Regions from separate parts of the Homo sapiens genome. Here region 1 is linked to region 2. A link is an interaction called in ENCODE POLR2A ChIA-PET data of the cell type or tissue named here. Cell type or tissue: HCT116. All regions are shown on one strand.

What was found. Peaks named below come from ENCODE experiments on the same cell type or tissue, not always from the same donor. Only the 100,000 strongest peaks of a DNase experiment are listed, where the experiment ranks them.
Region 1: POLR2A ChIA-PET joins it to region 2 with 5 read pairs; 3 of 35 experiments call an interaction of 5 or more read pairs at or near these places.

The regions. Positions count from the first base shown.
Region 1 is chr6:111,002,365-111,007,364 of GRCh38, reverse strand. All of the region lies in intron 6 of RPF2 (ribosome production factor 2 homolog), which reads right to left. Among named protein-coding and RNA genes, the nearest start is that of RPF2, 23 kb to the right of the region's middle. In HCT116, no CTCF peak of the experiment used is centred here; no DNase peak of the experiment used is centred here.
Region 2 is chr6:110,544,839-110,549,838 of GRCh38, reverse strand. It overlaps LOC105377940 (a long non-coding RNA gene), which reads left to right and starts at 438. Exons shown (of 7, transcript XR_007059703.1): 1 at 438-611; 2 at 1,876-2,037; 3 at 2,266-2,319. LOC105377939 (a long non-coding RNA gene) reads right to left here and starts at 276. Exons shown (of 3, transcript XR_942862.3): 1 at 199-276. In HCT116, a CTCF peak has its summit at 476; DNase peaks (open chromatin) are centred at 1,761 and 2,088; H3K4me3 peaks cover 1,264 bases; H3K27ac peaks cover 1,737 bases.

The DNA.
Region 1 (5,000 bases), 460 kb before region 2:
ATAAAAGATGGCAAAAGAATGATGTAAAGGGCTTTTTTAACATTAGTCTACGCAAAGAATAAAATTAAAAGTTACTCTTGCAAAAGGAAAACAAAACAAAACAAAACATAACACAACACAACCAACCAAGCAACCAAAATAGACTTCTGATGGCCAGCAACCCTGAATCAAAATAAATTTAAGGCCAGGTGTGACGGCTCATGCCTATAATCCCAGCACTTTGGGAGGCCAAAGCAGGAAGACAGCTTGAGGCCAGGAGTGAGTTCAAGACCAGCCTGGGCAACACAGTGAGACCTCATCTCTACAAAAAACCTTTTTTTTTTGAGACGGACTTTCACTCTTGCTGCCCAGGCTGGAGTGCAATGGCGCTATCTCGGCTCACCGCAACCTCCACCTCTCAAGTAGCTGGGACTACAGGCATGTGCCACCACGCCTGGCTAATTTTGTATTTTTAGTAGAGATGGGGTTTCTCCATGTTGGTCAGGCCGGTCTCGAACTCCCGACCTCAGGTGATCTGCCCGCCTTGGCCTCCCAAAGTGGTGGGATTACAGGCATGAGCCACTGCAACTGGCCAAAAAAAACTTTTAAAAATTAGCTGGGCATGCTGGTGAGTGCCTATGGTCCCAGCCACTCGGAACGTGAGGTAGGAGGATCGCTTGAGCCTAGAAGGTGGAGGCTGCAGTGAGCCATGATCGTGCCACTGTACTCCAGCCTGGGTGACAGAGTAAGACCTTGTCTCATGAATAAATAAGTTTAATTATAATTTATTTGTACCACTGTGCCTTTCCCACTATACCCTATAAAAAGTATTTTAAAATGAAGGCTATGGGCTGGGCACAGTGGTTCACGCCTATAATCCCACCACTTTCAGAGGCAGAGACGGGGCTGATCACTTGAGGTCAGGAGTTCAAGACCAGCCTGGCCAACATGGTGAAACCCTGTTTCTACTAAAAATAGAAAAAATTAGCTGGGCGTGGTGGTACACGCCTGTAGTCCCAGCTACTCCAGAGGCTAAGGTAGGATAATCGTTTGAACCCAAGAGACAGAGGTTGTAGTGAGCCGAGATTGCACCACTGCACTCTAGCTTGGGTGAGAGCGAGATGCCATCTCAATAAAAAAAAAATGAAGGCTATAGGCTAGGTGTGGTGGCTTACACTTGTAATCCCAGCACTTTAGGAGGCCAAGAAGGGCAGATCGCTTGAGCCCAGGAGTTTGAGACCAGCCTGGGAGACACGGTCTCTACAAAAAAATACAAAACAGGCTGGGCACGGTGACTCACCCTTATAATCCCAGCACTTTCGGAGGCTGAGGCAGGCGCATCACTTGAGGTCAGGAGTTTGAGACCAGCCTGGACAACATGGTAAAACCCTGTCTCTACTAAAAAACACAAAAATTAGCCAGGTGCAGTGTGCCTGTAGTCCCAGCTAGTCGGGGCTGAGACAGGAAAATTGCTTGAACCCAGGAGGTGGAGGTTGCAGTGAGCTGAGATAGCGCCACAGCACTCCAGCCTGGGCGACAGAGACTCCGTCTCAAGAAAACAATAACAAACAAACCAAATACAAAACAATTAGCCAGGTGTGGTGGTGCACATCTATGGTCCCAGCTACTTGGGAGGCTGGGGTGGAAGGATCACTTGAGCCCAGGGAAGTCCAGGCTGCCATGAGCCGTGCTCTTGCCACTACACTCCAGCCTGGGATACAGAGTAAGACCCTCAAAACAATAAATAAATAAAAATAAAATGAAGGCTAAATTAAACTACCAGCTGGACATTCACATGAGAAGTAATATAATTTTACATAAGCTATAGAAAGTATAGACCAATTCTCATCAGCAATGTTGAAACTCTTACTATAAAAAGTATTTTCACCAGTTGTAGATTTTCTACACCAAATAGAATGTGATGTGATTAAAAAGAGGATTTAGAAGCCACCAAAGAGGAAAAAATGAAATAGTAAAAATTCTTTAACTGGATGAGTAATTTATGGAGGAAGGTGAATGACTGTTGGTCTGAGCTTCCTATAAATTCTCTGTTCTGACCAAAAATCAAGAACTATCCAAAATCCAGCAACAAAAGAAAACAAAAAAAACAGTACAAAAACCAAACACCCTCTGCCCTAGGACCAGAGGTCACCTGTTGCTTTGCTGCTCACCATGACCACTCTTGTTGACATTCTCTACTTCCAAACCCGGAACCTTAACGGTCTATACTTAGGAGATGGAGATGTGCCTAACATCTGTCTGTCTGATACAGAAGCTGAAAGGACGTTCCAGATCTAACAAGTCTTCCATGCTTCAACCACGCCAGTCTGACCCTAGGACTATAGGGTCTATTTAGGTGTACAGAAGGGAACAAAAAGCACAGCATCATCAACAACAACTTTTGGTTTTCAAACCATCCTGACCACAATGCATAGTAATAAAAAAAAAAAAATTTGAAGTTGTCACCCAGTATACACATCATACAAAGACAAATAAAAGTTATGTGAAACAATATTTGGCCGGGCGTGGTGGCTCACACCTGTAATCCCAGCACTTTGGGAGGCTGAGGTGGGTAGATCACTTGAGGTGAGGAGTCCGAGACCAACCTGGCCAACGTGGTGAAACCCTGTCTCTACTAAAACTACAGAAATTAGCCAGGCGTGGTGGCTCAACCAGCTACTTGGGAGGCTGAGGCAAGAGAATTGCTTGAACTTTGGGGTGGAGGTTGCAGTAGAATTGCTTGAACCTTGGGGTGGAGGTTGCAGTGAGCTGAGATAGCACCACTGCACTCCAGTCTGGGCAACAAAGCAAGACCCTGTCTCCAAAAAAAAAAAAACCCCAATACTTAATACATACAGCACTGATATTTTTTACTCTATTCCATTTTTTAAAAATACTAGTCACGGCCGGGCACAGTGGCTCACGCCTCTAATCCTAGCACTCTGGGAGGCCGAGGTGGGTGGATCACAAGGTCAGGAGTTTGAGACTAGCCTGGCCAACATAGTGAAACTCTGTCTCTACTAAAAATACAAAAAATTAGCTGCATATGGTGGTGTGTGCCTGTAATCCCAGCTACTTGGGAGGCTAAGGCAGGAGAATCGCGTGAACCCAGGAGGCGGAGGTTGCAGTGAGCCGAGATCACGCCACTGCACTCCAGCCTGGGCGACAGTGTGAGACTCCATCTAAAAATAAAAATAAAAATAAAAATAAAATGCTAGTCACATGCACATGATGAAGACCCTGAACTAGGCAGGAGTCTACAATAGATGAGCTGGCTGGGCATGGTGGCTCACATCTATAATCCCAGCACTTTGGGAGGCCAAGGTGGGTGGATCACCTGAGGTCAGGAGTTTGAGACTAGCCTGACTAACATGATGAAACTCCGTCTCTACTAAAAATACAAAAATTAGCTGGGTGTGGTGGCGCACACCTGTAATCCCAGCTACTCGGAAGGCTGAGGCAGGAGAATCTCCTGAACCCGGGAGGCAGAGGTTGCAGTGAGCCGAGATCACGCCATTGCACTCCAGTCTGGGCAACAAGAACAAAACTCCGTCGGTGGGGGAGACATGAGGCCTCACTCTGTTACCCAGGCTAGATTGCAGTGTAGCAATCATAGCTTACAGCAACTTAAACTCCTGGGCTCAAGCAATCCTCTCACCTCAGCCTCTCAAGTAGATGGGACTACAGGCACATGCCACCAAGCAAGGCTAATTTAAAAAAAAATTTTGTAGAGACGGGGTCTCACTATGTTGTCCAGGCTAGTCTTACTTCATTGAATATAATCATCCTTTGACGTATGGCCATCTTGAGGAAACAGGCTCCTAGAATACTCACTCAATTTCCTGGTAGAGTCTAATATTAAATATTCTCAATGAGCTTGTTTAAAGAGTTAAATATTCTCATTGTCTCTACTAAAAATACAAAAAAATTAGCTGGGCATGGTGGTAGGCACCTGTAATCCCAACCACTTGGGAGGCTGAGGCAGGAGAATTGCTTGAACCAGGTAGGCGCATGTTGCAGTGAGACGAAATCACGCCACTGCACTCCAGCCTGGGTGACGGAGCAAGACTCTGTCTGGTGAGGGTGGAGGAGAAGGACAAGTTAACGGAGGAATGAGGGTTGGCAACAAAAGTAGGTAGGTGAGGTAAGAAATATCTAGCACAACGTCTTAAAGACAAGGGAGAAGTAAAGGGAAAATAAGGGAAAGTGTACCAAAACAAATTAAAAATATAAACCTGTAACCAAATAATGGGGTATTGGTGACACTGGTGTTAGAAAATTAAAAAGAAAAAAAAAGGGGGGGGGGTAAAAAATGAAAGACTAGGGCTGGATACGGTGGCTCATGCCTATAATCCCAGCACTCTGGGAGGCTGAGGCGGGTGGATCACCTGAGGTCGGGGTTCAAGACTAGCCTGGCCAACATGGTGAAACCCCATCTCTACTAAAAATACAAAAATTAGCCGAGTGTGGGCGCCTGTAATCCCGGCTACTCGGGAGGCTGAGGCAGGAGAATTGCTTGAATCCGGGAGGCAGAGGTTGTAGTGAGCCGAGATCATGCCACTGTACTCCTGCCTAGGCGACAAGAGCAAAACTCCCTCTCAAAAAAAAAAAAGACTGCCTAATAAGTCTGAGTACATGTAGGAATTGCCAATGTAAGCACATTCTCAATTAATAAAATTTATAGTTATATATGCACTCCATGAGTGAAAATGTAGTGTTCAATTTAAATGGTTCTTGTTAAGAATGAGACCTGGGCTGGGTGCAGTGGTTCATGCCTGTAATTCCAGTGGTTGGGGAGGCCAAGGCGGGAGGATCGCTTGAACTCAGGAGTTTGAGACTAGCCAGGGCAATATAGTGAGACCCCATTTCTTAAAAAAAAATGTGGCTGGGCATGGTGGCACACACCTGCAGTCCTAGCTACTCAGGAGACTGAGGCAGGATAGCCTGAGCCCAGGAATTCAAGGCTGCAGTGAGCGGTGATCCCACCACTGTACTCCAACCTGGGCAACAGAGTGAGACCT
Region 2 (5,000 bases):
CTTCGGTTTCCCTGTTTAATCCTTCCCTCCGTTCTCAGGCTCCTCTTCCCCTGGTCTTCTCTTTCATCCTTTAATTCCTTCACCCTTTGCCCCTTCTGCTATTTCAACTCTGGATTTTTCCTCCAGTGCTCAAACCTCATTCTGTTCCATTGAATGTCCCTCATTGAATGTCGCTCACTGCTTGGCCTGCCTTCCTACCTGTGTCCCCACCAGGCTCCCTGTGGTGACCCCGTGGTGGCAGCGTGGACTTCCTGCCCTCTCAGGTTTGTGTCCTGCAGGGAAGAGTGAAGGTCTTTTCTAGTGGCTCCCACAATGCCCTAGGGACTCTCTGATTGGCTTGGTGTAGGTCACATGCCCATCTCTGAACCAATGACTATGCCCGATCTTCACTGTGGCCTCATCTGGGCCACCTGGTGGATCCCTGGAGTTGGGATGAAGCCTCACCCAGCCCACAGGAAGTAAAAGTGGGGGCAGAGGAGGGCCCTTGGATGAAGGTCGAGCTCTGTTCTGGGAATAGTGGGAATATCCTTGAGGCATTCATCTCCCATAGACAGTGAAACTCTCCTTGCCTATGGAAGGATATGACAAACGTGAAGATTTTGCTTTTAAATGTAAGAATTGTCAGTGTCATACCTAAGAAATGACGGAAAATAATATTAAAAATTTAAGAGTGTTAAAATAGATCAACTGCAAACGTGTGTTCCCAGGACACAAATCTGAAGGGTATACATTAACTAATAGACGGGTTATTTTTCTTTAAAGAAAAATCCCTTATATCTTATATATACACAAGGGATTCTTAAGGAAGGACAACCTAGTCTTCCTTTTCACCCAAAATTTACAGTGTTAAAAATAATTTTATGGCCGGGTGTGGTGGCTCACATCTGTAATCCCAGCACTTTGGGATGCCGAGGTGGAAGGATCACTTGAGGTCAGGAGTTTGAGACCAGCCTGGCCAACATGCTGAAACCCCATTTCTACTAAAAATACAAAAATTAACTGGGCTTGGTGGAGCACTTCTGTAATCCCAGCTATTCAGGAGGCTGAGGCAAGAGAATCATTTGAAACTGGGAAGCAGAGGTTGCAGTGAGCCAAGATTCTGCCACTGCACTCCAGCCTGGCGACAGAGTGAGTGGGACTCCATCTCAAAAAAATAAAATAAATAGATGAATAAATAAATAAATAAATAAATAAATAAATAAATAAATAAACAATTTTACTATTAACTGAGAACCTTTTCAGTGCCAGATCCTGAGCTAGGCTCTTGATGTGTTGTTATTTTTAATCCTTACAACAACTCTACAAAGCAATCTTAGTACTCTTCATTTCCAAAGGAGGAAAAAGAGGCTGAGAGAGATTGTATAACCTTCCAACAGTGACAGCACTAGTAGTGCCCACCAAGTGGTCAAGCCCAGGTTGTATGTACCGGAGTGCCCTTCTTGGCTAAGAAAACCTAAAATTCCCTAACTTGTGTTTGGCTGAATTTCTGAGGGCTTTGAGTGCCCAGAGTGCTCCTGCTGCTTCAAAAGCTGCAGCTTCAGCTGCTTTTGAACATCTCAGCGACTGCAGGGACAGAAATAGCACTAAGTGGAAAAAGGATCCAAAAGAAGAATCTAAAACTTCAGCTATTATATAGACACAAAGATATACTACTTAGGTCTTTCCAAATGGATGAAAGGATGCCACACCTAGGTTTTCCAAAGAATTCATTCCTTTTGGTGTGGCTGAACTGGTGAGATGTAGGGGCTTCTTAAAAGCATTCTGATGTCATCTCCTGGTAAAGCCTAGGGCTTGGGAACTGAAATGTACAAGAAATAAACATGCAGTGAAACACCTGAGAGTCTATCCTCTTTGTGTCTCCCATCATTTCTGCAGGCTGAAGTTTCCATTTAATTTTTGCATCACATCTTTAGCACTATTGGACATCCTAGAAACCTCATTCACAAGATTTCAAGTTTGAAGTGATAGTGTTTGCTACCAGAGCCCCTTTTCTGTCAAAGAAATTAGAAGCAGGAAGGTTGATGCATTCCCCCACAGGTGAGTCACCAAGAAAATGTTTGAGTCTTCAAAAGGCGATGGTTCCACTCTTAGCTGGTGAATTCCATGAGCATACAAAGCTCTGTTTGTAACCCTGTCACAGAAGAAGAATCTGGGATGTGTTTTTTATTTGGTACAGGAAATAAGAGGTGGATGATTCCAGTTTGTGGAATTTGACAGTCTTCTGTTCAGTCAGTATCTCTTATTTTGTTATGCTTATTTTAACAGAAAGAAAAGAGGTCTTTTAGAATAATGTGAAACTCACACTCTGCATGGGGACAGGTAAGGAGGGAAGCCTGGGATGTGTGCAGAGAAAAGGCAGCATGGCTGTTTGACTGGAGCAAAGGAAATGTGGCATGGGGGTGGAGGGACAGGGCCACCTCAGGGAGCATTGAAGGTTCAGCCATGGAGTTCAGGCTTTATTCTCAAAGTAGTGGGAGTTAATGAAGGTTTTTGACTAGATGTATCAGAATTGTGTTTTCTGTTTGTTTGTCTGTCTGTTTGTTTGTTTGTTTGTTTGAGACAGAGTCTCTCTCAGTTGCCCAGGCTGGAGTGCGGTGGTACGATCTCAGCTTACTGCGATCTCTGCCTCCTGGGCTTAAGCCATCCATCTTCCCACCCCAGCCTCCCGAGTAGCTGGGGTCACAGGTGCATGCCACCAAGTCTGGCTTATTTTTGTACTTTTTTTTTTTTTTTTTTGTAGAAAAGGGGGTTTCGCCATGTTGTCCAGGCTGGTCTTGAGCTCCTGGGCTCAAGTGATCCACCCACCTCAGCCTCCCAAAGTGCTGGGATTATAGGTGTGAGCCACTGTGCCTGGCCAGAACTGTTTTAGGGAGAACAATTTATTAACAATATAGGAAATAGAACAGAAACAGAGGGTGGACATAGGCAAGCCTGTGAGATGTCTACTATAGAGTCCCAGGCTGACACTGGAAGGCAGGCGTTAGCATCAAGAGTCAGAATGGAAAAGACGTCAGGAGGGAGAAGCTACTATAGAGATGGAAGTTATGGGTCAGAGTGGATAACGAAGGACAAGATGGTGCTGCACTGGGTGACTGCATGGGTGGTGGTGCTGTGTACAGATTGGGGCGAACGTGGAGGAAGCACAAGTGTTGAAAGAAGGGATCATGGGTCCACTTTTGAACATACTGAGTTTGAGGTTTCAATAGGACATCTTTGTAGGGATGCGTAGAAGACAGTTGGAAATACAAATGTGGATTCAGAGACAAGTCCAGCCTTCAGTGGAACTCAGACAAGTCCAGGAAGATGAGGAGGAAGGGGGCTAGAGAAATAGTAGAGGAAGGGGGCTAGAGAAATAGTAGAGAAAGGAAAGGACAGAGATCTGCGAAGCTGAGGGAGGAGTTTTAAGAAAAGGGTGGGCCAGGTGTGGTGGCTGTAATCTCAACACTTTGGGAGGCCAAGGCACAGGGGGATCACTTGAGGCCAGGAGTCCAAGACCAGCCTGAGCAAGATACTGAGACCACATTTCTACAAAAAAAAAAAAAAAAAAAAAAAAAAAAAAGTTATCTGGGGCAGTGGTGGGCACCTGTAGTCCCAGCTACTCAGGAGACTGAGGCAAGAGGCTTGCTTGAGCCCAGGAGGTCGAGGCTGCAGTGAGCCATCATACCACTGCACTCCAGCTTGGGTGACATAATGAGACCTTGTCTCAGGAAAAAAAAAAAAAGAGTGGTGTGGTTAGCAGTATCTGATTTAGTAAAGGGCTGAGAAGGTTGAGGATGGACACTGGCAGACTTTGGCTTTTACCCTCATCCCTGTCCAGTAAGAGTTCTCTCAATTCCAAACATTTAAAAGTGAGTGGGAATCATTAATGGAACCATACATTTCAAAATGATTAAAATGGAAAATTCTATGTTATATTTCTCTATAAATGAGTAAATGAGAGAAAAACATTAACATTTAAAAAAATCATATTGTTCTCTACATGTTTCTGTATGCTTAAAACATAATAAATTGCTTTGAAAAGTAAGTGGTAGGTCAAAAACAGAAGTATTGATACAAACCACACTTTGGAGAAATGTGATAGCTAAGTGAAGGAGGGAAAGCATGAGTGACTCAGCTTAACGGGTAACAGGAAAGAAAGAACTTGTTTTTTCGTTTGTTTCGATGAGGCAACTTGTTTATCTTTCTGGGGGCCATCGCTTACCCACCAGCTGCCCCCTACCTTTGTTCCCGCCTTCATTGTGGAGTCTCACACTCAACTCAACCTGGAAACAACTCAACCTAGAAACAACACGGTGAAGGTGAGACTGAAGATGGGGGCCAGGTGGTGGGTAAGTGATGGCCCCCAAAAAGGTACGTCCACGTCCTAGCTCCTGGAACTGTGGATGTGACCTTATTTAGAAAGAGGATCTTTGCAGAGGTAATTCATAAGGATCTTGAGATGAGATCATCTGGATTATCCAGGTGGGTCCTGAATCCAATGACAAGTGTCCTTATAAAGGGCAGAAGAGGAGAAGACAGAGAGAATAGGAGGAGCCCATGTGAAGATAAAGGCAAAGTTGGCAGCGATGCAGCCACAAGCCAAGGAAAGCTGGGTATCACCAAAAGCTGGAAAGGACAGGAAGGATTCTCCCCTAGAGCCTTTGGAGGAAGCATGGCACAGCTGACGCCTTGATTTCAGACCTCTGCCCTCTCAGAACCGTGGGAGAGTGTATTTCTGTGGTCTGCAGCCACCATATTTGTTGTGGTGATTTGTTAAAGCAGCCCTAGGAATCTAACAGGGGTGGGGAGCTTGGCCACAGTCTGAGGTCCTGAGCAGTGGGGCTGTGTCTCAGGCTTCTCATTTTCCACACCCCACCCGGGGCCAACACAATCATTTATTATGAGTTTATTCACTTGGGGCTTAAATTCACAGGACAGTATTTCTCTCATAGTGATAACTTTGTCTTCATTTTTTTCCTGTCTCGTTCCCAGTGGGTTTTAGAAAATCCACAGATATTTTA